Regions from separate parts of the Homo sapiens genome. Here region 1 is linked to region 2. A link is an interaction called in ENCODE POLR2A ChIA-PET data of the cell type or tissue named here. Cell type or tissue: B cell. All regions are shown on one strand. Links, peaks and the distances in the headings refer to the core of each region. The heading gives the core; the rest is flanking DNA.

Region 1 (16,518 bases), core at 7,915-10,414, 63 kb after region 2:
TCATACTCAGAGCTTATCATCTCAAGCGTATCTCCTTAAGACAGGGCTGTGTTTGACTTATCTCTGTGCACACTTCCATATACAGTAGGTGCTCAATAAACGCTTGTTGGACAGAACGGGGCATCTCTAGGCCAGGCCTGGCATCCCTGGTCAGGACGGCTTCAGTGGGAGGCCCAGTTCTCTGGCCTCAGCTGCCCTTGGCTCAGGGGGTCCAGTTCGGGAGAGACCAGGGTGGTCAGAGCGTGCACTGCCCTTTAATCCAGGCCTGGGTTCTTTCCCGCGTCACGGCCAGATCCCATCTCCTCTTCAACACATAGCGCTGTGGCTACCACATTGCCTCTCTGGCAGACACTGTGGGGATGTGTGTAGTCAGGTTGCAGGGAGGGGGACTTTAAACAAACAGTCCATGGCCCCAGTCAGTGCCAAGGCTCACCGCATCCCCAGCCCCACACCCCCTCTCCAGGGCGAGCCAGCTTGCTGGACCGTGTGACCGGGAGCCCGCAGAATTCATTTCACAAAAAATGTTTTGGTGCTCTGCTTCTCACCCCATCCCCAGCTGGGCCAGAGAGCACCTGAGTGCCCCTCCTGCTCTCCCTCCCTCTTGGGCCTTTCGCCCCCTAATCCACAAAGTGGGGAGCGGTCATGTGGGCCCTCAGCTCTCGACAGGAAGCTGTCAGGCACAGCTGGCTCGCCGGGCCAGCTCCCTTACCGCCAGGGAGGCGGGCTGCCGTCCCCGAGCCCGGCTCGCTGAAACCCAACCCCTCTTTCCAGCTGCAGCTCGAAAGAGCCCCTGGCCAGCCTTCCCCAGGGACCCTGCAGCCTGCAGATCTCACGGTCAGGGAATTTTCCCTGCGCAGTGTTCCAAGTCAGCCAAGCCTCCAGAACAAAGGGCAGAGAGACAGAGACCGGCCTCTTCCTATCCCCCCATAAGTGGCAAGAAAGACCCAGCCCACAGAGGCTGCTCCCCTGATGTGGGGGAAGGGTATACCCAGAGGACAAAGACCATCCTTCCTGGGAGGCCTGTGCCTCGGGAAGCACTCCCCGGAGGAGCCAGGACCAGATAGATTTGCAGCAGCCCCCATTTCTTCCACCCCAGGGAGGAAAGTGACCTGTACTGGCCCTGACATCCCAAGGGCCACGGGTGTCAGGAGGCCTGTGTCAGAGTCAGGTGCTGCACAGAAGGGGATTGTTGCTGATTAGTGCGGAGGCACACATTCCAGAACGCAGTGATTCCTTTCCCTGGGGAAAATGCAATTTACAAAAGAAAAATGGGCCGGGCGCAGTGGCTCACACCTGTAATCCCAGCACTCTGGAAGGCGGATCACAAGGTCAGGAGATCGAGACCATCCTGGCTAACACAGTGAAACCCCATCTCTACTAAAAAATACAAAAAATTAGCCGGGCGTGGTGGCGGGCCCCTGTAGTCCCAGCTACTCGGGAGGCTGAGGCAGGAGAATGACGTGAATCCGGGAGACAGAGCTTGCAGTGAGCCGAGATGATCGCGCCACTGCACTCCAGCCTGGGCGACAGAGCGAGACTCCGTCTCAAAAAAAAAAAAAAAAAAAAAAAAAAATGGGACTTTTTTGTTGTGGTCCCTAAGAACAGACTGTTCCTCAAACTCAGATAATAAACTGCTGTCAAGCAGCAGCCCTGGTAACATGTAATAGAGTGGAGAGAAACCCGCAACCAGCATTGGTTCAAGCTCTGATATCATCACTAACTAGCTATGTGGCTGGTCTAGCTCTAGGGACACCCCAAAGCCATTGTGGCCAGGACAGAATATATTATAACTAACTTCTCTGAGCCTCATTTTTTCTCATCTGTAAGATGGGACTAGTATTGTTTACCAGGCCTACTTCCTTCATTTAGCAAACATTAAGTACCAACTGTGTGCCAGGCACTAAGTCTGTTGCTGGAAGCTGAGAAATAACAGGATTCCCCACCCCAGGTCACATTAACTAATGGGTATAAAGGTGCTTGGAAAACTGAAATGCTGAAATAAATAGATAAGGACCAGCTGTAATGATCTCATTAACTTTCTGGGAATGAGGCTGCTAAAGTGATTTTTAAAGTTCTTAAAAACAGTTAAGTAAGCCAGACCTGTCTCTGTAATCTGGCCTGCACTATTTATTTGCTTAGCAAACCATTTCTTCATAGATAGTGCAAAAGGAAAGACTTCAGACCAGCCCGAGGCAGAATTTATCCCAAATTCAGAGTGAGTGGGGTCTGAATTAATTAGGTCTTTCTGTAGCTTAATGTATAAACCTGGGCTCAGGAAATTTGGCCTTTAAAGCAGGTGCCCTTTCAAATGAGTGGGTTTCATGTGACTGTTTTAACTTCAGCTTCATTACCCTTTATGGGCTGCAGGAGTGGTGGGGGGAGCAGGCAGGAGGGATCTGGTGTGAGTCTGCTTCCGTGAATGGGGAGCCAAAGGAACCGTAAAACAGCCCCTGGGTCCTCAACAGCCTTCTCCCAACCAGGGCCTGCCAAGGTGACCTGCCTACCTCCCCATGGAGGTAAATTCATACTTACAGTCCCCGTCTGGGGTCTCCTCCAGTCTCAGGTGAGGGCAAGGGCCAAGGCTCCCAGTCCTACTTGTGGGGCTGGTCATCTGCTGGGGTTTCCTCCTTCGATCTCTCATTGTCCTTGAACTTCTTGTTCTAGCTCCTTGGCAGCCTCCAAACTCCACAGCGTGAGAGCGCTGTGCCAGGATACTCTCTCACTCAAGAACCCGCGGTTATTCCCTACTGCCTGAAAGTCCTCAGCCCCCACCACCTGCTCTTATTATCTGCTCAAGATGCTCCAGGTCACCCGTCCCTTTAGACAGTCCAATATGGCAGCCACCAACCACCCATGACTATGGAGCACTTGTGGCCAATCCCAATTGAGATGTGCTGTAAGATATACACCCAGATAATGAAGATTCAGCATGAAAAAAGTAATGTAGGCTGGGCGCGGTGGCTCACACCTGTAATCACAGCACTTTGGGAGGCCAAGGTGGGTGGATCACCTGAGGTCAGGAGTTTGAGGCCAGCCTGGCCAACATGGTGAAACCCCATCTCTACTAAAAATACAAAAATTAGCTGGGCATGATGGCAGGCGCCTGTGATCCCAGCTACTCGGGAGACTGAGGCAGGAGAATCACTTGAACACCTGGGAGGCAGAGGTTGCAGTGAGCCAAGATCATGCCACTGCACTCCAGCCTGAGTAAGACTCTATCTCAAAAAAAAAAAAAAAAAAAGAAATGTAAACTATCTCATTAGTAATGCTTATAATTTTTATATTGATTACATGTTAAAATAATATGGATATATTTGATTAAATAGAATATATTATTAAAATGAATTTCCCCTGTTTCTTTTTACATTTTAAATGTGGCTACTAGAATGTGTGAAATTACCCATGTGGCTCCCATGTTGGCTTGCAGTAATGTCTACCAGCCAGCCTGCTCTGGAGCACCATGCAGTGAAAGTACCTGGGCTGGGTTGTGGGCAGATTTCCCTTTCGGTGCTATTTGGTATGTAACCTTTCCAAACCTCTATTTCCTTTTGTTCCAAATGGGATTAAAAGTACCTGCTTCAGATGATTACTAGGAGAAAGAGATAAGCCAACAGCTGTGAAATCTACTAGCAGAGAGCAGTTAACTCAATACGTGTTGGTTTCCTTCCTTGTCCTTTCCAAATCACATTTCAAAACACTTTTTAGAGCACTGGTTCTCCTTGGATGCACCCAGAAATCACCTGGGAAGTTTTCTATTAAAAAACAACAAAAAAACACAACAAACAAACAACAACAACAACAACAAAATATATATATATATGCCCAGGCCTGGACTCCATTCTTTTTCTGTTTGTTTGTTTGTTTTTTGAGAGGGAGTCTGTCTCTGTTGCCCAGGCTGGAGTGTAGTGGTGCGATCTCAGCTCACTGCAACCTCCACCTCCAGGGTTCAAGCAATTCTCCTGTCTCAGCCTCCCAAATAGCTGGGACTACAGGTGCACACCACCATGCCCAGCTAATTTTTGTATTTTTAGAAAGATGGGGTTTCACCATATTGGTCAGGCTGGTCTTGAACTCCTGACTTAAGGTGATCCACTCGTCTCGGCCTCCCAAAGTGCTGGGATTACAGGCGTGAGTGGACTCTTTTTTTTTTTTTTTTGAGACAAAGTTTTGCTCATGTTGCGCAGGCTGTAGTGCAATGGCGTGATCTTGGCTCACTGCAACCTCCACCTCCTGGGTTCAAGCAATTCTCCTGCCTCAGTCTTCTGAGTAGTCAGGATTACAGGCATGCACCACTATGCCTGGCTAATTGTGTATTTTTAGTAGAGACATGGTTTCTCCATGTTGGTCAGGCTTGTCTCGAACTCCCGACCTCAGGTGATGCGCCCGCCTTGGCCTCCCGAAGGGATTACAGGCGTGAGCCACTGCGCCCAGCCGGACTCCATTCTTAATCGGAGTCAGGGTGAGTTTAATTGGTCAGGTTGGGACCTGGGCATCAGCATAGTTTAAAGGGCTCCAGGTAATCTAATGCATAGCAAGGGTTGAGAATTCCTGCGCCAGAAGAACCAGTTGCTCCTTCACCCCTCAATGCTCTGACCCTGTGCTTTATATGCTGTCCCTTTAGCATTTTACATGTGTTTTGTGCTACTTTAATGATAACCAACTTTCCTGAATGCCTACCTGGACACCTTTCCTGAACATCTGGCACTTTACGTATAGTATCTTTAATCCTTATCACAACTCGGCGAGGTAAATTAGATTAACCCCATTCTGCAGATGAAGAAGCTGAGGCTTAGAAAGGTTAAAGTAACTTACTTGTTAAATCAGTGGAGGGGAGCCAGGAGGAAGCACTCAACCCCCCGGCAAGCCTGACTCCAGCCATTGCTCCCTAGACTATGCTGCCTTTGCTTTCAGTGATTCAGTCACAAGAATCTACACGTCCAGGGGTAGGGTGCTTTCTTCCTGTTTGCAACAGTTCTCAAATGAGGCATTCAGCAGCCCCTTGATAAATACTGACTAAACCTCAGAGTACCTGAGTTGTTTTTTGTTTGTTTGTTTGTTTGTTTTGAGATGGAGTTTCGCTCTGTTGCCCAGGTTGGGCGTACAGCATACAGGCTGGAGTGCAGTAGCATGATCTCGGCTCACTGCAACCTCCACCTCCTGGCTTCAAGCTATTCTCCTGCCTCAGCCTCCCGAGTAGCTGAGATTACAGGTGGGCACCATCACACCCAACTAATTTTTGTTTTGTTTTTTTTTTTTTGAGACAGAGTTTCGCTCTTGTTGCCTAGGCTGGAGTGCAATGGCACGATCTCAGCTCACCACAACCTCCGCCTCCTGGGTTTGAGCCATTCTCCTGCTTCAGCCTCCTGAGTAGCTGGGATTACAGGCATGCACCACCATGCCCAGCTAATTTTGTATTTTTAGGAGAGACGGGGGTTTCTCCATGTTGCTCAGGCTGGTCTCGAACTCCTGACCTCAGGTGATCCACCCGCCCTGGCCTCCCAAAGTGCTGGGATTACAGGTGTGCCGCCACCTCCATCCCAGAGTACCTGTTTGAGAGTATCCAAAAGCAGGCTGAGAGGCTGGAGAGCTAGCCTCGGGGCCCATAAGGATTCGGGTCTGTGCTGCGCTCTGCTGTGCGCCGAGCAGTTTCAGAGCCAGGGGAGTTTCAGGGCTGCCCTCCGCAGGCAGGCCTCTAACAAGGACAGGACAGCTCTGAAAAGGACAGTGGGCGAATGAGAGAGGCTCCTTGGATTCTAATGTATCATTCTCCCACACTCAGTCTCTCTTAGCAACTCTCTGACCCAGGAACACTATTGAGAGCACAGGTCCTTCATGGTCAAGAAGGCAAGAGACCTGACTCTGGTGGCTCCTGGGTGGGTGGCAGGTGCCCTAACCCTACCCTACTAGTGCCTCCACCACCTGCAGGTCCCCTCCCCAATCTGCCACCACCAAGGGCTGCCTGGATTTTTTGGACCAGCTCTGAGTCCATGTAATTGCTTTGTTTTCAAAATAGGTGGTGTGTTAAAGGCTTGACTAAACGGGATTCAGTTTTTCTACTTTTGTAAGACTTCAAATACAAATGTTCTTAAGTCAGAGGTGCCTCCACCCACATGATGGACTCACCTGCAGCCATTCAGAAGGAGGACGGGCAAACCGCACAGTGGCACGGAAAGACAAGGATGATGGCCGCGAAGTGGGGGCAGCATCCGATCCACATTCTAAAAGTAGCATAATCACCATTACTAAACACTAAAAAAAGGAAAATAAAGAGGTAGGAGAGCGGGGGAGGAATACATGAGAATGTTCCCAGCAGTTGTGATATGATGGTGAAATCACACGTAATTCTATTTCTTTTATTTGCCAAATTTTCTGTAATGTGTCTATAGGACTTAAATAAAGGGAAAGAAAAATTCCTTTGGGGGTAATCCATCCCAACAAAAACCATCGAATCTGACCCGCACTCCTTCATCTTCTGTCTCCTCCACACCTTCCTAGAAGAGGACAGGAACAGAGGTGGGAGGCTCTGTGAGCCCGCTGGAAAGGCCACCAGGCCCTGCTCTGGGGTGGTGACTCGGTCAGATTTTCCCACACCCAGTCTGGCAGTGGAAGACAGAAGGGCTGTATCCTCACTCCAACTGTGCTCCAGGAACAGGGTCCTTTCGGTCCCATGGACAGGTCCCTGTCATTCTGCAGGGAGCAGGAGGGGAAGTGGGAGACCACTGCAGCAGGTGTACTTTCCCCTAATGGGGCTCCTAGTGCCTCCCCTGGGTTCAGAGCCCAGCTCTGGAGCAAGCCAACCTTGACCCTTTTCCCAGCCGGGTGCAAAGGCAGCCCTATGGTCTTTGGTGCCTGCAGGGCTGATAGGTGTCCAGAACTGTGGTCACTGAGAGTCAACAACTTTCCCTTTTCTCTGAGGCTCTCTCCTCTTCCCGGCGTGGTGGGAGGCCCCACCCAGAAGATAGCCTTGCCCACCCTGGCATTTTAGGTTGGTCCCCAGATAAAGCAGGCAGTGGGTGGAGTGGTCATGAGCTTTGGACCCAATCAGACCCTGGTTCAAATCTCATCCAGTTTTGCCACTTACTAAATGAACAACCTCAGGAAAATTAAATGCAGTCAGAGCCTCATCTGGAAAATGACATAATGACTCCTGTCTCACAGGGCTGTGATTTGGGTCAAGGGAGAGAAAATGGACATAAAGCACCTTGAACAGCCTCGACACACAATAGCTGTTATTGGTGCCTCTGTCTTCCTGGCCCCTCCTAAGCCAGGCTCTTGGGGCTGGGGGAGGACCCTGGACTTGACTTTAGGGATTGGCCTCTTTTAATGCTCTGCTCTCACGGCTGAGTGTGGGGGGCTGGGGCTGGGAAAGCCATGTGACTTCAGGCTGGCTATTTAGCCATTTCTTTGTGTCTCTTTGGCTCTGAAGGGGTGAGGTAATCCCTCAGAAGTGCATTCTTCCTGGGGAGAGAATGTCGCTGTTTCTTAGGGGGTTATAATCACTGTCCTTGCTGGAGGTTGAATGAGGACAGTGAGGGGGCTGACCTTGCCCCCTCCCCACCTTCCAGCCCCGGCCACGCCCCACCATAGGATCTCAGAGTTAGGGGACAGACTCCAGTCTCCAGTCTAGAAGGCTCTGGGAGTGTTTCCCTGAACAACATACACAAGCGTTGGAGGTATTTCTGAGGGACAGTGGCTGCTTTTATAAACTCACAGCAATATAATAATCATAAGTATTATGTGGCCCCTCAGTTTGGAAAGTACTTTCTCGTACCTCATCTACTCCTCTCTACAACAACCTTGTGGGTGACGTTATTATCTCCATTTCACAAATGAGGCCACAGAGGTTCTAAAGGGTAAATGACGATGATGATGAGAGGTAAGTGATAAAACAATGTCTCCTGACCACAAATCCTGGAATTTAAACATAAGTGTAGTAAACATGAACTCTAGGAAGCCTCCTGGGGCTTCTCCCTGTGTCTGGAGCCCCTGCACATGCCCAAAGGAAGTCCTTTTGGTTCTCCGTTCAGTAGAGAAAGGGAGCAATTCACTAAAAGGGAGGTGGGGAAACAAGACTGGTGGTAGGGGAGGCTGGGCTCAGTGGCTCACGCCTGTAATCCCAGCACTTTGGGAGGCTGAGGCAGGCAGATCACCTGAGGTCAGGAGTTAGAGACCAGCCTGCCCAACATGGTGAAACCCTGTCTCTATTGAAAATACAAAACCAGCCAGGCATGGTGGGACTACCTGTAATCCCAGCTACTTGGGAGGCTGAGGCAGGAGAATCACTTGAACCCGGGAGGTGGAGGCTGCAGTGAGCTGAGATCGCACCACTGCACTCCAGCCTGGGCAACAGAGTGAGACTCCATCTCAAAAAAAAAAAAAAAAAAAAAAAAAAAGAGGCCGGGTGCAGTGGCTCACCCCTGTAATCTCAGCACTTTGGGAGGCTGAGGCAGGCAGATCACCTGAGGTCGGGAGTTCGAGACCAGCCTGCCCAAGATGGCGAAAACCCATCTCTACGAAAAATACAAAAAAAATTAGCCTGGCCTGGTGGTGGGCACCTGTAATCCCAGCTACTCAGGAGGCTGAGGAAGGAGAATTGCTTGAACCCAGGAAGCGGAGGCTGCAGTGAGCTGAGATCGCGCCACTGCACTCGTAGTGGGTAATCTTCCCCGGGTATTGGGTAAGAGATTAACAGGCTGAGAAGGCAGATGCCTCAATGTCAAAGGTGGTGTTTTGAGAGTACGGAGGATTAGCTGGTGCCACATCTGGGGCCTCTTAGGTGGCTGCCCAGCAGAATATGACCTAGTCCTTCCCACAACCCAGCCTCAACCCTCGGGAAAGAGAACCAAGGTTCCTGCTGTTGTGTCCCTTCTGATGCATCCCGGCCATGGGAGAAGAGAAACCTCTGAAAAGGCTTTCCAGGGTGCAAGACCCCCGCAGTGTTCAGAGGGGCAGGAAAGGAACTCCCTCTCCTGACTTGAGTCTGGGTCAAATGTCCATGTGGCCTACTTCCTAGAACGGGAGGGATGGATGGGGCGGGTTTGCGGAGACCAGGAGAAGGTTGCTGGCAGCCAGCCCAGGCTCCATTTCCCTGCCCTGGGAGGGTGTGGTGGCCCAGGACCCCACAGCCTGTGGGGCCCAAACCCAGTGACAAAGACATGCTTTGAGTCCCTCTGACTTCCAGATTGCTATGGGGAATGGGGAGGAGGGGAGGGAGGAAGGAAAGGGCATCCATCCCAGACTGAGTATCCTGAAGCCGGCCATGACTTCGGTTTTGCCACTGCCTGTCCCCCTGCCTTTGTGGCCGGTTGTGTGGTGGTGCTATTTTCAGCATGAGCAGTAGTAGCGCGCAAGTGTCGTTCTGCGCAGTCAGCCAACTTCCTGATGTGAAACCCTAGCCGGAGGTCTCCCGGGCCCCTCCCCGGGCGCGCGGGCAGGCAGGCCCTCAGACTAGTTCCTGGAAACTTTATAGCCCCTCTCTCTGCACTACTCAGTTCCTCTCTCAGGGATTGCTCAAATAGTAAAATAAAACATTATAGTAACAGTGAGCATTTATTGATCGCCTACTATAGGCCAGGCACTGGGCGAGGCGTTTCATTGATATTATCTCATTAGTTACCACCTTGCCTTGCTTGTTCTGTATCCTGCTTGAGAAAGAGGTATAGTGTGTGGAGAGCAGGCATGTCATTTCTAGCTCATTAAATTTGTTGCTGATGGATTGGTCTTCAAAAAGCCATCATTTTTATGGAAAAAGTAGATTTCACTTACATCGTTCTGCTTTGCAGGAAAACCTCCAGAAAGTTCAGTTTGAGCCAGGCCCATAGCCGCCTGTGTCCACATCAGGCATGACCTCAACAGTCATGTCACCCATAATTCACAAGCATCTTTCTGGTCCCAGCTGTTCTTCTCATCAAGGAGGCTGTATTTTAGATGTCTGTTTCTCCAGTCTTTCTCTCTCTTGCTCAACAACTGAGGCCTTTCTTGCCAGAATTGGAGGAGCTGAGGTTCTGGGTCCAGCTATGGACTGGTGGGACATGGGGTCGGGGGAGGGCTTAGCAAACCTTCTCTCCCAGCCACTGGGGCCCTGGGCCACTGCCCCTGCAGGAGCTGCCAGGAGAGTGGAAGGATCTTGGAGGAGGGCTGTTGGTGTAGGTGGGAATGGAGAACATTCCTCCAGCTGGTGGCAGGAGCTGGCTAGCCAGAGGCCTTTTTCACGGCCCAATGCAGTGCAGCTCTTGTGTGTATGAGCTTTGTGAGATTTAGATCACTCTGTATTAGCCACAGGGTATTGGAGGTCACATCAAAGGTTAGAAAGCTGTGGAAAGAGTTCTTTCCCCGTGACTCACACTCCCCAAAAACGTAAATCTCTGAGAGGAGCCAGCTTGCTTTATAGAGCTGGCAGGAGAAAGGGGACAGCAAGAACTACTGGAGAGTTTTTCTAAAGAAACCTCTGGAAGGTCGGACAAAGGAATTTTTATTGAGGAGAGGAGCCAGAGGGGAAAGATGCTCTGGGACCAGATAGATGGATGGGGTTGGGCATTGGGGTGGGGGCAGCAACAGCGCTTCAGTTGCTCCTGGCCTGGAAGGACTAGACCGCCGCATCACACAACTCCAAGAGGTATCCTGGCTTGTGCAGTGCACGACCTGTGCAGCCACACGTGGCAGCCTTGTCTTTCCTTGGTCCCTCCTGGATGGATTTGGTGGAGCCTCCTTCATGGGTTCCTATAGAATCCTCCAGAGGGTCATAGCTTAAAATTATCCACGTGCTTGTCTGCACCCATTTCTGGCCACTTCATAGTTACATCTTTGAGGACAGAGGCCATGTCTTCTAAGATTTTGCTTTCTAGCCTGGCGCATAGTATATGCTTAAGAAACATTTGTGGAATGAATAAATAAACATTGTTAAGAGAATTCTAACATTTAGAAACGGGTACGGCTAAGACCAAGCATTGGGAACGAGAAAGAGCTTTGATTTCTTTAAAGAAAAAGTATGATCCAAAAACATCAACTCCTTAAAGATCCAACCACTACCTTTAGGAAGCTCCCCAATAAAATTCTGTTCATTTAGTCCCTCCATTTCTCAAGCATTTACCAGCCCCTCTGTCAGGCACCAGCTGGGGTTCCTTTAAGATGCCCACAGCCCTGATGGGGCAACAGACATGCGCTTCTGCTACCTGCTGCCAGAATGAAGCGGTCACAACTGCCTGGAAGGCCTGTGGGAGACATGCGGGGCACTACAGGGCGCTGGAAAGGGAGCCGCTCACTCACTTTGCCAGAGAAACAGGCTTCGTGGAGGAGGTAACAGGCAGGGGCTTGGAGGGAAAGCACCTTCGGCTTTGCTCCTGTCTAGGTTTTGGCTTTTTAAAAAAATTTATCTTTGTTTATTTATTTTGAGACGGAGTCTCACTCTGTCACCCAGGCTGAAGTGCGATGGCGCAATCTCGGCTCACTGCAACCTCTGCCTCCCAAGTTCAAGCGATTCTCCCGCCTCAGCCTCCCGAGTAGCTGGGATCAGAGGTGCACGCCACAATGCCTGGCTAATTTTTTGTATTTTTAGTAGAGACGGGGTTTCACCATGTTGGCCAGGCTGGTCTCAAACTACTGACCTCAGGTGATCCACCTGCCTTGGCCTCCCAAAGTGCTGGGATTACAGGTGTGAGCCACTGCACCTGGCCCAGGTTTTGGCTCTCTTGAGCACAGAGAGGGTAAGTGTGTACTCTAAGGTCACAGAGCTCATAAGTACATCTTAAAACCCCGTTCCTCAGCTCCACATCCTGTGACATACCACTGACTTGCTTTCTGTGCTCGAGCCCAGGCCTGGAGAAGCCCCCTCCTCCTCCCGGAGCAGTGAAGGAAGGTGATGTGAGAGGAGGGCCCCGCAGCAGCTGTGGATTTTATTCCTGGGCCAACCCGGGGACTTGCCTAGGCCTCTCTTCATGTTGGCCCCATCGACGGTGCAGCTCCTCCCGCCTCTCTTAACACTCTGGTGCTGCGCTGCCTCGCTTCGCAGATCATGTGCTCCCTGCTTGGTTCCTCAGCCCTGACCTGTATCACAATTCCTCACAGCGCCTTGACACCCTCTGTCACCTGGGTGCTGCCCTTTTCCTGGCTACCCCGGCTGGTGTGCCAGCCTCCAGGCCTTCATAGGGGACTGGGGACTTCGGCTCCTCCAGGTCTGGGCACAGCTCACTCCACTGAGCCTCTCACCCAGGCCCGAGCCCAAACAGGGCTCCTGCCACCAGCTGCCAGCCTTCCCAGCCAGTCTCCTCTGCCCGGGCTCTAGGCATTGCCTCTTCCCTGGGCTCACCAGTGGTGACACTGCCCATTCCTGCCCACTGGACTGCAATATCAGAATACTTTCCCCTCCAGCAATGTGGCTCAGGAGAGAGGACATGGGCTCCAGAGTCAACTCTGTCATCTGCCAGCTCTCAGAGTTCCTTAACGTCCCTGAGCCTTACGGTTCTCATCTGTGAAATGGGAGTGACACCTCTTTCAGAGAAACACAGGCATCGCGGTGCGATACACGCCCGGCTCTGCACCTCATACCCAGCTTCTAAGGACAGCGGGAGCTGACAGCAGCTCCTGCTTCCAAATGCTTCTCACGATCATTATCAGTCTTGTTCTACCCTGAGGTGAGCAGAGAAAACTTCATTGTACCCATTTGACATCGAGGAGATTTGGGCTCAGAAAGAGTAAGTGACTTGCCTAAGGTCACCCTGCTCGTCAGGAGAGGGCTGGGTGGGAACCCCAGCATTGTGATTCTGCATTCTGTGGCCCCAGAATAAATTGTTCCCACTCTCTCCTCTACAGTCAGGGCTCCCCTGCCTTATTGTGAGACCCCTGCCGCCTGCCCTATGCTCAGAATGCCAGTGTGAAGGGGCATCATTCTGGCTCTTTCCATGGTCTCAAGCAGACCCTTTAGGTGGAGAAGGGTGAGAAGAACCCTCCAGATAGGTCATGGGGTGGCTGGGGCTCCAAAAGCCCCCTTTGAGACCACACTTCCTCTCTGTGGCCCACTGGGGACTGCCGAAGGCAGCACCCGGAGCCCCGGGAAGGAGGAAGCTTCGGGTTGCGAGTCACGCCTTATGCCCCCGAGTCAGCCCAGACTCTGCTCCACCAGTGCCCCAGCCCCTGGCCAGAGCAGCCCCGTGGCCTGTTGGCAGCTGCTGCCCAGCCCCCATCTGCGGGCTGCCAGGGCTGGCAGCCTCACGGCCACGCTGCACAACTCCGCGCCTCTCCTCCTCAGTTTATTCCTTCCAGACACACAGTTGCTGCTTTTTATTTGGATTGCTTTTCTGTGTTATGGTATTTGGGTTGTTTTTCCAATCCCTCCCCCAACCCCTGCCTTTCCCCCATGGCAGGATTCCTAAGAAGACTCGTTTTTGGAGAGCGCTGCAAGCACATCTGCTCTCTGACTGCAGCATTCCGGGAGGGCCCTGTCAGGGGGCTCAGGTCTCGGGAAGCCAGGACACGCTGGGCAGGGGGGGCCGGCGGGCAGGGTGCAGGGCCCCTGGCAGTCAGGGCCTGTGGTGGGCACACTCACTGAGGCAGGCAGTGCTGGGCCTGGGGGCCTGTGGCTGCTGCCAAAGTCCTGGAGCCGCAGCTCACCAACTCCCTGGCCCCATTGGCTGTGGCTGCTGGCTCTCAGCTCAGACACGAGTAGGCCAGACTTGGGGTGAAAGAGAAACCAGGAGCCTTTTACAACACCCTGGACTTCGGGCTCCCTTTGGTGAGCAGATCTGAGGGGTGGGGTCCTGTGTGTGGTAGGTGTTGGAGTCCGCATGGGTGTACCCTTATGTGTACTAGAAAAAGTGTGGTGGCTGTATGGAGGTTCAAAAGCCACGGGACTTGGGTTCCATTCCTGACTTTCCCACCAACTGGCTGTGTGAACGTGGGCAAGTTGCTGTGAAGCAGGGATAACAGCATGCCCCCCAACTCCACTGTGAGGGTAAACAAGTTAATACGTGAAAATACTTCCTGGCACATAGTAAGTGCTCAATAAATGTTTTAGCTGTTATTATTATATATGCATTGGGATGTGTGTGGAATTATTAGATTCGGGGTGGTGCTCTTGGACTTTGGAGTGTGAGCACTGCTCCCCAGCTTGCTAAAAGTGCTGGCTTCTGGGCCTCACCGCAGAGATTGTTTCAGCAGATCTTGGGAGAGCTCAGGAATTTACATTTTAATCCAGAGGCCTTGGCGATATTGACATGTTGGTCCAGAGTCTGATCTGGAGTCATCTGAGGTGTCTGAATGAGTAGAGCCTTGGGAAGGCTTGGGGTGTGTGTGTGTGTGTGTGTGTGTGTGTGTGTGTGTCTGTGTATTGGTGGCAGGGGCTGCAGGGGTGTGAGAAGGATTGGATTATTTCCTAGGCTCTGGTAAATCACTCAGAACTGCTTTGCAAATGGAGCTGGAGACCCAGTGAAGGAGTGGAGTGGAATGAGGCGGCTCCAGGCAGGAGTCACCCCAGGCAGAGCCTTGGGTCTCTAGGAAGGAACGAAGACTGCTGGGGTTTTCAGCAGGGGACTGACACAGTCCAACTGAATGGTTTGGGTTGGAGCTGCCTGGTTTACAGCCTAAGGCACAGCAGATGGCAAGGAGGGTATAAAATTGCAATTAGCTCAAGGCCACAATGGCAGAAGGGTCTATGGCCTGAGAGCAGGAGCGGCAGCAGGATCTGGAGGAAGAGAGGATCTCCCAGATTGAGCAGCTGTGCCCACCCCCTTCACTTCTGAGTTAATGAGGCCAGAGCATCCAAGCCAGGGCCCGGTCTCCGTGAGCCCATCGCTCCAGCAGCCCAGCCAGGATCGCTTAAGATAAGAATCTTGTAAACTCACCCACTCAAGTGCTTATAGTCTCTTGATTCATTTTCTTCTACTTTCTCTCTCAGCAAAGATGTTTTAGAGAAACTCTTCGTTTTCACTGAGCTAAAAAAAGAAGGAGGTGGACCCTCCTAAGGCTAGAGAGAGAGCTGGTCGCCTGTTCCAGGAAGGAGACTGGGGGACCAGCTGTGGCCTGATGGTGTGAGGCCTCCCTTCCAGGAGTAGGCCAGTGGGGGCAGCCGGGAAGGCCTGGTTCTCCCAGCAGGGGTCTCCTTTCAGATGCTAGATTGTATGTGTATGTAAGTGTATGTGAAGGGTGTGTGTGTGTGTGTGTGTGTGTGCATTCACACAGCAACAAGATATTTACTGAGTGTGGATTATGTGCCAGACACTGTTCTAGATGCTAGGGATACACCTGTGAACAGAATGAAGATCCGTGCACTCGAGGAATGTGAGGTCGATGGGAATTTCGTGTCCGGAGGGGATGGGTAAGTGCTGTGTGTATGAGTCCACGGTGCACACACAGGCGAGGAATGGAGAATAACACATACGTGCCCAGGCAGACCTGGGTCAGGAAACATCTGCCATTCTCCAGGCATGTGATCTTGGGCAAAATATTTTCTGAGCCTTGGTTTTCCATAAAATGGGAAAATAATCTCTTTCTCTCACAACTGTTGTGAGACTAAATATGCAAATGCTTGGAAAGCTCTAAGCAAAATACCTGATACATGATAGTTGCCAAACGATGTTTTTTCTTCATGTTTCCTATGGAGTTGGTGGAGCTGTTTCTGCATGTATATACCAAGTATGTGTTTGTGTCTGGGTGGGGTGTCCCATGTGTCTGAGAGGTCTAAATGTGTGGGTTCTCCCCAGGTGATAATCTCCTCCCCCCAGGATGTGCCTTGTGCTGTAGAGATATCTCAGGTCTCACTAAAGGTGGCATTCATTGCCTGTTCCATTCTGAGCAAGGAGGCCCACTAATAGAGAGAAAAGGTCATTCAGTCTGGAATCCTAGGAGTTGGCCCGTTAAAGCCTTGGCTTAGGTCTGTCATGAGTCTCTCCAGCTGCAGCGTGACTCTCGCTTGCAGTTCTGTTTGTAGTGCACACAAAGAATCCTCAGCCACCCCTTGCTGACACCCACCTACACCAACTTGCAGCTTTTCTTTCCCAATTCTGTGACATCTTGGCCATGCTGCTCCCTGCTGAGACCCTCCCAGAATCCCCCAGGTCACTTGTAAAAGTGGATCTAGAAGGTAAACCCAGGACCAGCCCTCAACAGGCAACTGTGGGAGCAGAACTGCATTGTTTAGTGATCCGCTTAGGACTCCCACCATTCTTGCTTCCTCCTGCAGAGTGAGAAGAGAGGTGAGTCCCGTTCCCGCTCTCCCTGCTCTAGACTGTCTCCCAAGGAGAAAGCCCATGATTTTGGTTATGTTCTCTAAAAAGGTGACTCAGAGTGTCTACTCCCAGCCTCACTGTCCCTCCTCCGCCCCATTTCTAAGTGTCCATTGACTGTCCAACTCAGCAACTGAGGCTCAGTGTGCCTGAAGCCATATCCACCTTCCTGCCCCCAAACCAGATCTCCCCAGGCATCCAGCTGTTCTGACAAGTGACTCCGCCACGCTTCCAGGTGCTTCAGCTGGAAACACTGAGTCATATCTTACATCTTCCTCCATTTCATTTCCCACAGTTAATCCAT
Region 2 (16,518 bases), core at 9,233-11,732:
TTCATCTCCAAAAAAAAAAAAAATGCGTAATCCCATCATTCAGAGTTAACCTTGTCAACATTTCGATGTATATCCTCCCAGATGTATCATTTCCTTTTACAAAATAGGCAGCTGTCACGGGCATCTTTTAGAAGTATGTATATATCTGGCCCATGATTCCAAACAGCTTCGTAGTACTCCACTGTGCAGCTGAACCATCACTTATTTAAACCTGGAAGCTTGATGAAGGGCACCGACTGAATGAACAAAAATGAGGAAGGGCCTTTGTAGATTCCTCTTCTGCATCTTCCATGTTCCTTTGGAGCCAGTGTTTTGAATGTATAGAAAGTGCGCTGGTCAAGATGTGAGTTTGAATGCAGGCTCTTTCGTCCGTGTGTGCGGGTCTCAGATCTATCCACACATCTTGCTGAGCCCATCCTGTTTGGCATTTTTGCGCATTGAACACAACTGACCACTCCCCATTATTTACCTCTTCTTCCTTGGGCCTCAGACGATGTCCTCCAGCCCAGCACTTCTCCCATATTTCGCCTTTCCTTCTTAGTTTCTGGAACTGGAAACTTTTCTCCTGACCAGCACTCATGTCAGTACCCTCCAGGCCTCTGTTCCCGGCTTCCTCTCTGCTTCTTCCCACCTTGTCATATTCAGTTTGTTTCCTTTGGATGACCCATCTAGTTCCATAGATTTGAGGGCCAAACTCTCCCTGGCCCATCTCTCCTGAAATCTGCATCCACATAGTCAAGGGCCTAAAGAACATCTCCATCAGAAACTCAATGATGTGGCTGGGCGCGGTGGCTCACGCCTGTAATCCCAGGAGGCAGGAGGATCACCTGAGGTCAGCAGTTCGAGACCAGCCTGGCCAACATGGTGAAACCCCATTTCTACTAAAAATACAAAAATTAGCCGAGCATGGTAGAGGACGCCTGTAATCCCAGCTACTCAGGAGGCTGAGGCAGGAGAATCGCTTGAACCCAGGAGGCAGAAGTTTCAGTAAGCCGAGATTGTACCACTGCACTCCAGCCTGGGTAACAGAGCAAGCCTCCATCTCGAAAAAACAAAAAGAAACTCAATGTTGCCACATCTGAGCTCACTTTTTCTTCCCCCAAACTTCTTCCTCTTGGGGTCTCTGTCTCAGTGACTGCCTGTCACCTAAGCCAGCAGCCAGAAGCTGTCTTGAGTCTTTTGCCCTCCCGCCCCTACCTCCATATCCAGCCCCTTAAGCAGCCTTATTCCTGATGGTACCAGCACCTTCCTCCAGCCCTGTCCTACTCTGCTCCAACATCTGCTATAGCCAGGCCATGGTGTCCTCCTTCTGGGTGACACCTGCAGCCTTCTCAATTGTTCCACACCTTTAGATTCTCCTACCATCCATCTACCAGGATACCTTTTTAAAAATTGAGGCATTACTTGAATACAATAAGATGTGCATATTTTAAGTGTACAGTTTGATGATTTTTTGTTTTTTGTTTTTCAGATGGTGTCTCACTCTGTCACCCAGGCTGGAGTGCAGTGGCACAATCTTAGATCACTGCAACCTCCCCATCCTGGGTTCAAGTGATTCTCCTGCCTCAGCCTCCTGAGTAGCTGGGATTGCAGACACCCGCCACCACCCCCAGCTAATTTTTGTATTTTTAGTAGAGACGGGGTTTCACCACGTTGGCCAGGCTGGTCTTGAACTCCTGACCTCAGGTGATCTGCCCTCTTCAGCCTCCCAAAGTGCTGGGATTACAGGCGTGAGCCACCGCGCTCAGCCTGATGAATTTTAATAAATATATTGCATCCGTGTAGCCACCACCCCAATAAAGATAGAGAAAATTTCCATTATCTCTGTGAATGTTCCTTAGAATCCTTTTCAATCAATCCCCTTTCCCATGGGCAATCTCTCTTCTGATCTCTTCCCTAGATTAGTTTTGCCTCTTCTATAGAAATTCTTACAAATGGAATCATATAGTTTGCATTGTTTTGGTCAGCAAAATGCTTTTGAGATTCCTTCACATTGTCATCACAATCACTTAAAAGTGAGTATTTATTTAAATTAGTCTCCTATTAAAACTTTTCATTGGCTCCCCGTTATCCAAATTCCAGGCCCCTGAATGATCTGGACTCATCTCACACACTGCCTACCCTTGAACTTTCACCTTTAGGAATACTGAGCCATTTGTTCACCTGCACAAACGTAGCTTTTCATGGGTTGAGTCCTGCAGCTGGAATCCCTTAACTCCTACACAGTTTGCCTGGTGCACTCCTACTCATCCGGCAGCATTCCGCTCACATGTAGATTGTGTGAGGCTTTCTCTGACCTGTTCCCACCCCCAGGACAAAGAGTCTGTCAGCTGCACTATAATGGACTGTGTCCACTATTCTCGACACCCAGAACCCCTGCCCTGCATCAACTGAATGGATTCCTTTCTCGGTGTGAGTGCTGTGTCTTGCATGTCATTTATCATTGTGCCCACTGCACTGTATGTGTTTATGGACTTGTGTAACCCCTTAGCTATGCTCACTTAGCTATGCTCAGAGGGATAGAAAGATTCATTTTGTTTCCAGAAATTCTTCCCGTGGAAGACAGTCATGCTGCCTACCCAAGAGCCTACCCAAGAAGTACTCCACTGTGCAACTGAACCATCAGTCTTGTGCAACAAGAAGCAAGACAGGCGGGGCATGGTGGCTCACACATGTAATCCCAGTACTTTGGGAGGCCGAGGTGGGTGGATCACCTGAGGTCAGGAGTTCGAGACCACCCTGGCCAACATGGCAAAACCCCATCTCCTCTACTAAAAATACAAAAATTAGCTGGGCGTGCTGGCAGGCTCCTGTAATCCCAGCTACTCAGGAGGCTGAGGCAGGAGAATCTTTTGAACCTGGGAGGCGGAGGTTGCAGTGAGCTGAGATCACGCCATTGCACTCCAGCCTGGGCAACAGAGCGAGACTCTGCCTGAAAAAAGAAAGAAGAAGAAGGAGAAGGAGAAGGGGGAGGAGGAGGAGGAGGAGGAGGAGAAGGAGAAGAAGAAGAAGAAGAGGAAGAAGAAGAAGAAGAAGAAGAAGAAGAAGAAGAAGAAGAAGAAAAGAAGAAGAAGAAGAAGAAGAAGAAGAAGAAGAAGAAGAAGAAGAAGAAGAAGAAGAGGAAGAAAAGGAAGCAGCAGCAGCAGCAGCAGCAAGATGGAAGGCGGAGGTTGCGGTGAGCTGAGATCACGCCATTGCACTCCAGCCTGGGCAACAGAGCGAGACTCTGCCTGAGAAAAGAAAGAAGAAGAGGGAGAAGGAGAAGTAGAAGGAGGAGGAGGAGGAGAAGGAGGAGGAGGAGAAGGAGAAGGAGAAGGAGAGGAAGAGGAAGAGGAAGAAGAAGAAGAAGAAGAAGGAGGAGGAGGAGGAGGAGGAGGAGGAAAAGGAGAAGCAGCAGCAGCAGCAGCAAGACAGTCTTGCTGCCTACCCAAGAAGACTGCTGGGTCTTCTTGCTCTCTGAAGCAGAGAAATCAGCAGTCTTCTTTGCTAACAGACCCTGATCTTGTTCAGGCAACCACGTGCCTAGAGATAGCTTTGCCAGTGATCAGTTGAGGAGTGGTATAATTCCGGCCAAGGAGATGTTAAGAGGACATCTTCTGGGAAAGCTTTTTCTTCCTGAAAAAAAAGAAACCAGAAGCAAATGCTCCATTTTATGCCTTCCTCTTTCCTCTTATTTGGGACACTATTGTGTGATGGTATGATGTTTGGAGTTGTAGCAGCCACCTGGTGACCATGAGGCAGAGACGAAGAAGAGTGCAGAAACATTGATCCCGAACCCTGGCATCAGTGAGGGTCTAAACACCCCTCCTTCCAACTTCCCATTATGTGAGGTAATTAAATGACTTTACTGCTTAAGACACAATTAGTTGGATTTTCTGACATTTGCAATTGAAGGACTCTTAATTGATATATTTTGTGAGTAAACTTTTTATTTTGGGATAATTGTAGAAACTGTAAATCTTCATGAGATTATAAAGCACTTGATGTCCAGATGATGGTGCAGACCCATCTGGAGCTGTCCTCTAGCGTGGCCGTAGCATGTCCACTTAGAGTGTGCCTCAGGGAGCTTCTGCCTTCTCTCCTTGTTCCTCAGTCTTCGGACCTCTCAACCCTCCCTTAGGAAAAAGAAAAGGGCTTCCTCCTCTGGGCCTCTGAGTCAGGCTGTCAATCAGTCCATTCCATCCAGCTTTACCCCACTGGAGTAGGGGGAGAAGGCTTCAGGTCCCAGATTATCTTCTTAACAACCCATGAAAAAGGCATTGTTGCTCCATTTTGTAGAAAAACTTAGTCATGTTAGTAAAAAACCTGATCAAGATCGCACAGTCAGTAACAGAGGAGCCCCACAACCTGGTCTTCCCAAACTCACCATCTTTATACCTCAAAATGTGACCTCCCTTGGGCTTAAATCATGTCAGTATCAAGCAGGTGGTGTGCACGTTGCTTTGGATGGCAGCCATGAAAATGCCCCATCAGATCTCCTACTGCTGGGAGTGTCATCGACCAAGGCCACGGCTCCTAAGGCCATGCTTCCCATGGGCTTCCTGCCACCCAAGGCTGAGCACAGCAGGGGCGCTAAGACAGGACCAATCTTGGGAGATGCAGGGCTGCTCTGAGGACATCGTTAGCTCAAGGACTCCCAGTTGGTTTGACCGGAACTTTCCTAGAGCTGTGCTGAGTCTGAGACTTTGCTCATCCAACCCTCCTTCCTTCTCCCTCTTCCTGGCAAGGGTCAGACCCACAGCCTGGTCTGAAAGTTCCCGCCTCTGCTGGCTCATTTCCCTTTTCCCCTCGCAGATATTTTCCCCAGTAAATCTCTTGCATATCTAATCTTGTCTTGGGATCTGGCTTCTTACAGGACCTGAACTAATGTGCTTTGATTTTTAACCCTCCAAATTCAACCTGGCAACCTGTCTGTAAAGCACCTGGCACATACTAGGTTCTCTTCTCTTTTCCTCTCAGAGTGTGGGTGTTAACAGTGGCCATGCTGTGAGGCTGTTTCTGTCTCCAGTGGGAGCAAGGTGGACTGCCCTGTGACCAGGAGAATATGCACATACCAGAAAACCTATGCCTCCTGAGGTTCAGAGAGGCTGAGGGACTCACCCGAGGCCACACAGCTCATGCCTGAGTGCCCACACAGATACACACACATGCATGGGATGGGGAGACAAAGTTAGGGTGGAGAGACAGGGTCAGGATGTAGTGTGGGGCAGACAAAGGGCACGAGGAAAGCAGCCCCTTCCTGCCCCTCCCTGCTGACTTCCCAGGCTGGTCTGTATGTTTTGGTGTCATGGCAACTGGCTGTGGGGGCTGTACGTGGAAAGTGAAGCTTAACCTTAAGACACTGTGGGGAGCTAAATGAGCCTAAAAGATATCAGGTCCATGATTTTCCAGCCTCCCAGCCTTGCTCCAGCCTGGAGATACTGCCAGCCCATGCCAGCCCTCGGTCATCAGGAAATGCCTTTCTCTACTTACTCTTACTGCCTATCCTGCCCATTGGGCTCACCTGCAATCATTATACTAACTCTGACTCTGGAATCCTCTCTTCTCTTCTTGTTTGTCTAAATCCTCTCTCTCTGTCAGGGCCGAGTTCCAGTCCCACATTCTCTGGAAGCCTTCCCCGGTTTCCCTAGCCCATGTAGCTCTTTTCTTCCTCTGATCGCAGCTAGCAATCCCTGCACTATCTGGAGCACTCACATTATGGCATTTCAACTTTGTCTCCACGCAATTCAACAAGCTCCTCATATGGGCTGGACATCCTGCTGAGTGCTGTATGTTCCTGTGGGTATCTTGGGGGCTAAATCTACTCTAGGCTTGTTAGACTTCGGACAGGCAGCAGCTGACCATCTAGCACTTATGGACCATTTATGACAAGGAGAGGCTCCCATCAGCTCCCAAACTAGGCAAGACAGAGGGTGCAGGTGGTAACTTGTTAGAGCCTTGGACTCGGAGTCCAGACAGGCCACTGTCTGAGTCTTGTTTTTCTAAGCTATAAAATGAGGATGACAGTACCTACCTCACAGACTTGTTCTGAGGACAAATGATATGATGAGATAATATATGTAAAGTAGCAAACACAGTAATTGATGTGCTTGTTGTTTGCTTTTTCCATGCCAGTGGCCCCTGCCTCCACCCCATAGCCCCTGAGTCTACCTAAATACAAACACTGTGTTCCCTTTGGGGCTGTTCAAAGAACTCCCTGTCTTGGATTGTAGAATTAAATAGGAAGAGGCTTGCCCTCTAGAAGCTCACCATCAGGTGCTTCTCACGCTTGCTCTCACTGAATCCTCCGCCAACTCTGGGACAGGAAATAGTATTCCTGTGTCATAGATGACTGAGCCGGGGCTCAGGGAGGTTGAGTCAGACTCAGGCCTGAGACAGATGATAAGCCCTAAGCAAACAGGCAGCCATTGGGTGAGAACACTTTATACTGTGCAGGTGTCAGCTCTGTCCAAATAATTCTTTAAATTCAAAAAGTAATGCCAGGCAAAATCACAACAGGGTTTTTGGGGCAGGGCGGGGGAGAGATTTAACAAGGCCATTCTAAAACGAATCTGGAAGAGTAACTGTGTCGCAATAAACAAAAAATATTTGAAAAAGGAGTACAATGAGGGGAGACTTCCCCTATCAGATATCAAAACACTACCAAGCTGTACTCTTTAAAATCGTGTGCTGGCCTGAGACAAGACAGATGGATCAATGTCACTGAACAGAGAGCTGAAAAAGGGGTTCTGCATTAAGAGGAATTCAGTGTGTAATAAAGTAGCATTTAAAAGCAGCAGAACAAACTTTCAGTTATAAGATGAATAAATTATGGGGATCTAATGTATAGCATGGTGACTATAGTTAATTATACTGTATGGTATACTAGAAATTTGCTAGGAAAATCGGTTTTTCTTTTGTTTTTTATTTTTTATTTTTTGAGATGGAGTTTTTCTCTGTCAGCCAGGCTTGAGTGCGGTGGTGCGATCTTGGCTCACTGTGGCCTCTGCCTTCCGAGTTCAAGCGAGTCTTCTGCCTTAGCCTCCTGAGTAGCTGGGACTATAGGTGCGTGCCACCATGCTTGGCTAATTTTTGTATTTTTAGTTGAGATGGGGTTTCACCATGTTGGCCAGGCTGGTCTTGAACTCCTGACCTCACGTGATCCGCCCGCCTCAGCCTCCCAAAGTTCTAGGATTACAGGCGTGAGCCACCATGCCTGGCCCAGAAAATAGATCTTAAGTGTTTTCACCACACACACACACACACACACACACACACACACAAAGGTAACTGTGTGATGAACGTGTTAATTAGCTTGATTGTGGTAATCATTTCACAATGTAATGTATATCAAATAATCACGTTGTAGGCCTTGAATATATACAATTTTTATTTGTCAATTAGACCTCAATAAAGCTAGAAAAAAGCAATCGGGAAAAGAGGGATTCTTCAGCAAGTATTGTAGAGACAATTGGCTATCCTTGTGGAAAAAAACCATAAAGTTAGATTCGTGCTTCACACCATTCACTGAAATAAATTCCAGATGGATTAGAGAGCTCAATGTGAAAAAAACAAAGCTATAAAACTATTAAAAGAAAATATAGGAGAATTTGTTTATAACCTTGGGGTAGGAAAGGCTTCCTTTAGCAAGACACAAAACACAGAAACCATAAAGGAAAAGATTGCTAAATTTGATTATGTCCAAATTCAAAACTGGTGTATAACAAAAGACGCTGTAAATACTGTTAAAAGACAAGTGACAGACTGGAAGGTATCTAGAACATATGCAACAGAAAAAGATTAATATTCAGGATCTGTAATGAATTCCTACAATAACAAGCAAAAGATAAACAACCCCAAAGAAAAAATGGGTGCTGGGAATGGAATAGACAATTCACCTAAGAGGAACTGCAGATAGTCAATAAACATATGAAAACGTGCCCAGCCTCACTAGTAATCAAAGAAATGCAAGTAAAAATAACGCCAAGTTAATGGTTTTCACCTGTCAGATTTGCAAAATTTAAAAGAGATTTGCGCCGGGCGCGGTGGCTCACTCCTGTAATCCCAGCACTTTGGGAGGCGGAGGCGGGCGGATCATGAGGTCAGGAGATCGAGACCATCTTGGCTAACACACGGTGAAATCCCGTCTCTACTGAAAATACAAAAAAATTAGCCTGGTGTGATGGTGGGCACCTGTAGTCCCAGCAACTCGGGAGGCTGAGGCAGGAGAATGGTGTCAACCCGAGAGGCGGAGCTTGCAGTGAGCCAAGATCCTGCCACTGCACTCCAGCCTGGAGGACAGAGCAAGACTCCATCTGAAAAATAAATAAATAAATAAATAAAATAAAAAATAAAAGAGATTGGCAATGGCCACGGTTGGGAAGAATCTAAGGGCAATGAATACCTTCGTCACCATTGGTAAGAATGGAAATTGTCCTGGCATTTGCAGAGTGTGATCTGGCGGTACCTACTAAAGTGGAAAACACCCAAACTCTTCGCAAGAGCAATTCCAAATCTCTGCCGAGAGAAACGCTCCAAGTGTACAAGGGGCCGCCTTCACTTCGGGTCGTGGCAGTAGTGATGGAAATGTGAACAATCAGAAACAACTGAAATGTTCCTCGGTAGAGAAAGGGCCAAATACATCTCTGTTGTTGTTGTTGTTGTCTTTTGAGACAAAATCTCACTCCGTGGCCCAGGATGGTGTGCAATGGCGCAATCTTGGCTCACTGCAATCTCCGCCTCCTGGGTTCAAGCAATTCTCCTGCCTCAGCCTCCCAAGTAGGTGGGACTATAGGCACGTGCCACCACACCTGGCTAATTTTTGTATTTTTGGTAGAGATGGGGTTTCACCACCTTGGCCAGGCTGGTCTCGAACTCCTGACCTCAGGTGATCCACCCGCCTTGGCCTCCCAGAGTGCTGGTGTAAGCCACCACACCCAGCCCTAAATACATCTTTGAATGTGTACACTAGTAATGATTTTCTGGGGACCAAGCAATGAGAGAGACCTTTATATCCTGAAATGAAAAGGTCTCATTACAAGAGAAAAACAGGTCACAAAACAATATGGATCTGTTTGTATAAACATGGATGCGCACTTCACAACCGTGCATGAGAAAAGATACTCTAGAAGGTACCTACCAAACTGACACTCCCTAGGGAGGCGACTGGGACTGTGTGAGAGCCAAGGGGGGCTTTATCTGAACTATTTAACTTTTTTACAGTGCGTATGTATATGTGTTGTACTTATGTAATAATAATAATGCATTTAAAATAACTTGAAAGACCAGCTGTCACTCAATGCCTGGCAGCTTTATGCCTCTACTTCTCAAGCCCTACTCACTGCCGGTGCCCTGGACCTGTAACTTAGATCCTGTGCCTTGTTCCTGATTGTCCCCATCCCTGACCCCTCGCCACCTCCATCATACTAGGCTCTTAGTCTGGGTTCTTGGCCTGTGCCGTGTGGCCTTCTTGATTCCTGGTGCCTATCATGGGTTGGGAATAAGGGAGAATTGGACATGGTCATATGGCCCCAGGAGAGTACATGGTCCAGCAAAAGAAGAACTTCAGAGGCCGGGCGCAGTGGCTCACGCCTGTAATCCCAGCACTTTGGAGGCCAAGGCAAGTGGATCACCTTAGGTCAGGAGTTCGAGACCAACCTGGCCAACGTGGTGAAGCCCTGTCTCTACCAAAAATACAAAAATTAGCTGGGTGTGCTGGCGTGTGCCTGTAGTGGCAGCTACTCGGAAGGCTGAGGCATAAGAATCGCTTGAACGCGGGAGGCAGAGGTTGCAGTGAGCCAAGATGGCACCACTGCACTCCAGCCTGAGCAACAGAGCAAGACTCCATCTCATAAATAAATAAATAAGTAAATAAATAAATAAACAAACTTCAGAAAAGATGTGGTTGGAAAATGCAAGGAAAGCTTCCTAGAGCAGGTGACGTTTGAGCTGGGACTTGAAAGCAGGATAATTTTAATCCTAAACCCCACCTCAATTATGTTGAAAACTACATAACACCATCACAGAAATTTTGAATAATGGAGAGAAAACAATTCACCCATAATTTCACTGCCCTAACCCAACAACTTTTGTAAATTCCCTTCAATTCTTTGTCCACAAGACACTTATCATTTAAGTATACAATCCAAATAATACATTTGATTATATATATGTGTATATATATATGTGTATATATACATGTGTATATATATATGTGTGTGTATATATGTGTGTGTGTGTATATATATATATATATACATATACACACACACACACTTTTCTTTTTTTTTTCAAGAGACAGGGTTTTGCTATGTTGCCAAGGCTGGATTTGAACTTCTGGGCTCAAGTGATCCTCCTGCCCCAGGTTCCTCAGCTGGGATTACGGGTGTGCTCTGCTGTGCCTGGCTGGTTGTTGTTGTTTAGTATAACATCATATCACAGCCTCTTTTTACATTACTAAGTGATATGTATCGTCATCATCTGTTAATGACTATGGAATTTGCCATCCAGTGAGTGTGCTTCTGATTTAATTACCTATTCCCCTATTGTTGGCTGTTTAGGTTGTTTCTTATTACTAATGCTGCAATGAACATCCTTGAGCATGTAGGGTCTTTCCCCCCCCGCTTTTAGGTTATTTCCTTGGAACAAATAAACTCTCAGAAGTGGAAATACTGGGTCAAAATTTATGAACACTTTTATGGCCCTTGAAACATGTTGCCAAATTGCTTCTAAAAGTAGTTTCAGAATACACTGAGGGCTTTGTTAGGCAAATATGAGAGGTATAGAAATTGAATGGGGGTCCCAATTCCAAGAAACAGCATGTATAAAGGTGCATTGACCAGGACAGACTTCTGCAATTTATCCTTTGAATACCATGACACGGCCAAGATGTAGAATTTTATGGCAGATTCTGCTGGTTGGCAAACTAAGAAGCCGTTCACAGTCTCCTTCTTTCATGTTATTCTCCCACCATAGAAGGTAAAAGCCAGATAATCTCTTGCCCAGCTTCTTTTGCAGCTAAAAGTGACCATGTGACTCCATTTTGGGCTCGTGGAAGAATTCTTTCCTTCCTTTCAGGTTTTTAACCAGTTTATTAAATCTTTGAACTAGGAAGTTGAAGGTTTTTAATATCCCAATTAAAGGGGAAAATGTCATTGATGCCATCTCTCTTTCCTCCTCCTGCCCTGAATGCAGATGTGATGCCTGGAGCTGCGGCAGCCACATGACACCTATAGGGTTGGACAAGCGTTAGCACAAACAGGCAACACAGGAGGGTGAGAGAAAAGAGACAGAAAGACCCTGGTTTCTTGATATCACCATTTGAGTGGCTGAATCAATACCATCGACCTCTAACTTTTTATTATGTGGGAGAAGTATTTGATTATTTGATAATCATTATTTGATAATTGGGGGGGTAATTATCCTCCCTATTTGATTAAACCCTTGTTAGTCAGATTTTCTGTTACTTGCAGTCAAATGCTTCCTAACAGAGGCAAGGCTCCACCACCTTGCCCTGTCTCTCTCAGATAGCACCTGGGATTCAGATTCCCGTCCTGATAGAGTTTAAGTTTTCTCTCGGAACTGGTGACTTGGATTTCCACAGCTCAAGACATTTACCACCTGCCCACCTGTAGTGTGGGTGGAATCCTCTTTCTGATGCTGGATGCTCCCAACAGCCCTCAGAGTCTGAGAGCTGCTTCTATAGTCCCTGAGCCTTGTTTGTTTTTTCAAGAGCAGCTTGAAAAAGGACCTTGTGTTCAAGATACACTGTTGCTGGCTCCCTTTGAGGTCTCAAGAGAATTTTGAGCCAAGAGTCCTGGATTCATTTCTGGCTCTTTCCCTTACCAGTTGTATGTTGTATTGTCTTTTTTTCTTTTTCTTTTCTTTTTTTTTTTTTGTTTAGATGGAGTCTCACTCTGTCACCCAGGCTGGAGTGTAGTGGCGCAGTGTCTGCTCACTGCAACCTCTGCCTCCTGGGTTCAAGCAATTCTCCTGCCTCAGCCTCCGAAGTAGCTGGGATTACAGGTGTGTGCCACCACACCCAGCTAATTTTTGTATTTTTAGTAGAGACAGGGTTTCACCATATTGGCCAGGCTGGTCTCGAACTTCTGACCTCAGGTGATCCATCTACCTTGGTCTCCCAAAGTGCTGGGATTATAGGTGTGAGCCACCGCACCCAGCCCAGTTGTATGGTCTTAGTCACTTAATCTCTCTGAGTATCAGTCTTCTCCTGTAAATAGGGATGCCAGAGTTGCTGGAAGATTTAGAACTGCCAATCTGGTAACATGGTAAGGGCCTAATAAATGTCTTCCATTTGAACACTCAAAGAGGTGTGGCAAAGAGCCCATCACAGGCTGGGCGCGGTGGCTCATGCCTGTAATCCCAGCACTTTGGGAGGCCGAGGCGGGCGGATCACAAGGTCCAGGAGTTCGAGACCAGCCTGGTCAATATGGTGAAACCTCGTCTCTACTAAAAATACAAAAAAAATAGCTGGGCGTGGTGGCACATGCCTCTAATCCCAGCCACTCGGGAGGCTGAGGCAGGAGAATTGCTTGAACCTGGAGGACGGAGGTTGCAGTGAGCCGAGATTTTACCACTGCACTCCAGCGTGGGCGACAGAGTGAGACTCTGTCTCAAAAGTACATAAATAAATAAATAAATAAATAGAGCCCATCATGTAGCAAAACTGGGGATAGACTCTAGCGTGTGGAGCCTCTGTCAAGGTGCCTTCCAATAGCATGTGGCCTCCTCTGTGGACACCTGATGCTGGGAGTGACGCAGGTTCTGCCCTGCTCAGAATAGAAATTGCAGACGGGGGTTGTCCCTGGGCAGGCAACTCTAGGCTACTCTGGGGCTGGGTTTAGCACGTTCTGAACAGGCTCCCAGGGGAAAGAAGGAACGTCTTCTTCCAGGCTCTGGGGACTGCAGGGCCTGCTGAGACCTTGGTGCTGCTCCTAAGCCCCTGGAGGTAGAGCCAGACCTCCCCTGCATCCCTCCAAGTAGCCAGAGTCAAGGTCAACCTGCTCACTTCCCTCCCACAAAGTCTGCAGTGTGGGGGTGGGGGGTGGGGGTGGGAAGCAGCCCCGGTCTCTCCTGCACATTCCCAGCTGACAACTTGACAACTACAGTACCCGAGCCAAAATTAGGACATGGCTCTGTCAAAGGATTCTTTCCATGGCTGAATATATTTATTTGAAAGTTCTTATCAAGGAATAAAAATGAAATCTGCCAGAGGTTTAATGAATCACCTTAATTTGAAGGAACACAAATATGGGCAAACAGGGTCATCTCAGACAGGCTGAATGATGTCAGGAGAGACCTCCTTCTCCACGGCTGAGAGGTAGAAGTCTTCGGCCCAGGGGCAGAAGGAGAGAGGTGGAAGGGGGTGGGCCCTGGTCAGAAGTTACTTGCCTTGAACAAATTCTCCAAAACTAGCAGCTTTTCAACAATTTTTGAAGGGATTGTACAGGCCTATTGATTAGTGAAACCAGAATGAAAAGATGTAAATGGATACAGTGTGAAAGTGAGTCTGGGGGGCCGGGCGTGGTGGCTCAGGCCTGTAATCCCAGCACTTTGGGAGGCCAAGGCGAGTGTACTACCTGAGGTCGGGAGTTGGAGACCAGCCTGGCCAACATGGTGAAACCCTGTTTCTACTAAAAATACAAAAATTAGCTGGGCATGGTGGCGTGTGCCTGTAATCCCAGCTACTTGGGAGGCTCAGGCGGGAGAATCGCTTGAACCTAGGAGGTGGAGGTTGCAGTGAACCGACATTGCCCCATTGCACTCCAGCCTGGGCAACAAGAGTGAAACTGACTCAAAAAGAAGGAAAGAAAGAAAGAAAGAAAGAAAGAAAGAAAGAAAGAAAGAAAGAAAGAAAGAAAGAAAGAAAGAAAGAAAGGGAAAGAAAGAAGGGAAGGAAGGAAAGAAGGGAAGGAAGGATGGAAGGAAAGAAAGAAGAAAGAAGGAAAAGAAAGAAAGAAAGAAAGGAAAGAAAGAAGAAAGAAGGAAAGGAAAGAAAGAAAGAAGAAAGAAGGAAAGAAAGAAAGAAAGAAAGAAAGAAAGAAAGAAAGAAAGAAAGAAAGAAAGAAAGAAAGAAGTCAGTCCAGGGGCCACAGAGAGCTGATGGTGGGAGGGACACAGTGTTGTTTTACTCACTCACCCCTGCCCCCAGTTTACTGGCAGAGCAGGTCCTGCACCTACCCTGACCCTTTACCTGTGTAATTATCCAGCTCTGCACTGGGGGGAGGCCAGGTTCCTACCCTGCACAGACAATTTCCATTTCCCTTCCATAGCCACCTGCAGCCTAAGGCAGGGAAGGAAGGGAGAGAGCGGTGTGAGGCCTGGGAAGGACCCTCTTCTCAGCAGCATAGCAAGCTTATTCCGAGGGTGTTTCCACCAGCCCAGAATAAGGTTGGAACCCCCGTAAGCCTGCTCATCATTGCACTGCTTTAGGGGACATGTACCCCCAGTCCCCTCACTCACCTGTGTTTGGATGCCTTCTGGTTGTGACTTGGCCCCTGCAGGCCTCCGGAGAAGAGCCCATCGAAGGACAGCTTGTCACCTGACACGAGGGGAAGACAGGGGGCCCTGGTTGCACATCCTTTTTCTGCATCTTCCTCTCTGATCTCAGTCAAGGTATGTAGTCTCACTGAGCATCAGTGTCCTCTTCTGTAACAGGGACCTAGTGATTTCTACCCTTTAGGCCAGATCATACATGCAGAGCCCCGATTTCTTTGTCTGGCACACAGTAGGCCGTTGATAAGTAGTGACCATTAGTATGTAAAAACCATTAAGGCACATAAAAGTATAAGAGCTAACAACAATAATAATAATTATGGCAATTATCCTGCCCTCCTCCTTACACCCAGGCAGAAGGAAGCCAGGAGGGAGGACGCTGCCGTCCTTCCAGCCTGATGACTGACTTCTCATAGAGAGATTCTTGTTGTTCTTGGGCAGATGGGCTCTGACTAATTTCCACATTCACTTTCTTCTTGCATAGCGCCATTCACACCTAGGAGATGGCTTGACCTTCTTCTCAGCTGGGTAGGGTGCCGCTTCTGCCCCCCATAATAATCAGGCCCCGGAGGCTACCACCTGGGGCTGCTGGGGGTGACCCATCCCAGCTGCCCTAGTTCCAACGGCCCCGTGAGTTCTCAGCTGCCCTAATCCCAACAGTTCTGTGAGATCTTAGCAGCCCTAGTCCCAGCAGCCCCTTGAGTGATCCCTTCTTGTCCCTCTCCTGCCCTGCTCAGCTAAAGAAGGACTGAGCTGCTGTGACCCCAAGAAAGGTGCCGGTTGGCATCGCACTCAGCACTGACAGCAAGGCTGAGCACGCTCAGAGGGAAGGCGGAGAAGGCCCCCGCCTCCTGCTCACGGCCTACTGTCTCCACAGGCCCAGGCTGCACGGGCAGGACCGCGGCTACATGTCTGCAGCCTGGCTTAGCCTCTCAGCCGAGCCCCTCTCTCCTCCCCCACCTTCTCCCGCCTGTCGGGGGTAGGGAGTGAGAAGGGGATCTTAATTTCTCCTGCTTCTAATCAGCACCGCTGGGAGCATCAGCCTGCAGGGGGAGGAGGAGGTGAAAGGCCATGGGCCTAATCTACAAGCCACCCAGTCACCAGCGCCCAGCTTCCCTCCTCACAAGCCATGGAGCAAACAAATTATTTTTGTTGTTCCTGGGAAATCTGCAAGTACTTACCCGTGTGATTAGCATCTGTGCCTCATGCCGGCAGTTCAGGTGAAGAGGCCATGGCTAGTAGCCCGGTGCCGGGCCGCCTGTAATCAAAACCAAAGCGGCGGCCAGGGTGCTCTCTGGCAACGACGATGTCAAACTCAATCTGGCCCTCACCTGGGACAGCTTCTCTGGGAGCCCTATGCACGTTGAGGCCTCGGTAGCTCTGAAATAAATGCAGGAAGGGGCTGGGAGGCTGGGGTAGCCCAGCCTTCCCACAAGTAGCTCTGGCACTCCAAAGCCGGGGCAGATGGAGGGCCTGAGGCCTGACGCACTGATGCAAAAGCCTTGGGCCCAGGGATCTGCATTTTAAGCTGCATTCCAAGTGGCTCTGATGCGCCTCCAACGCTTGGGAAACACAGGATGCTGTCCAGGCTCCCCTGAGTCAGTCTAGTAGTCACAGCGATGAGCCCGGTTTCCAAATGCCTACGAGGTGCAGGCGCTTTATCTGCTAATACATTCTCTCATTGTCCCTTTGAGAAAGGTGTGAATATACCTTCATATAGATGAGGAAACTCAAGCTCAAGAGAATAAACCACTTGCCCAAAGACACAATGCAGGGCGGAGAGTCAAACTGAGGTGTGCCTGCCCGCAAACCCTGTTCTAGACCCTTCTGCAGAGTTAGGTCCCGCTTGGAGCTGCTGTCTCATGCGATGCGGAGGTGAAGTGGAGTCCCCCGACATTGCTCATGGACTGGCAGCCCCCTCGGCGAGAGAGCAGAGGGAGGGAATGACACAGAAAGCTCCGATGTGTCTTGTTCCCACCTAAGGGGCAAGCTGTTCTCAGCCTCCTGCTCAAAGCAGGGAATAAC

The links. ChIA-PET counts read pairs that join two places held together with the same protein. Peaks named below come from ENCODE experiments on the same cell type or tissue, not always from the same donor. Only the 100,000 strongest peaks of a DNase experiment are listed, where the experiment ranks them.
Region 1: POLR2A ChIA-PET joins it to region 2 with 5 read pairs; 4 of 35 experiments call an interaction of 5 or more read pairs at or near these places.

Annotation. Positions count from the first base shown.
Region 1 is chr3:184,678,473-184,694,990 of GRCh38, forward strand. No RefSeq gene overlaps it. Among named protein-coding and RNA genes, the nearest start is that of MAGEF1, 25 kb to the right of the region's middle. RefSeq lists enhancers at 1-180, 181-686, 11,484-11,984, 11,985-12,485. In B cell, for the core only: no CTCF peak of the experiment used is centred there; a DNase peak (open chromatin) is centred at 9,409; H3K27ac peaks cover 606 bases.
Region 2 is chr3:184,614,336-184,630,853 of GRCh38, forward strand. No RefSeq gene overlaps it. Among named protein-coding and RNA genes, the nearest start is that of EPHB3, 61 kb to the left of the region's middle. RefSeq lists an enhancer at 15,396-16,067. In B cell, for the core only: no CTCF peak of the experiment used is centred there; no DNase peak of the experiment used is centred there; H3K27me3 peaks cover 702 bases.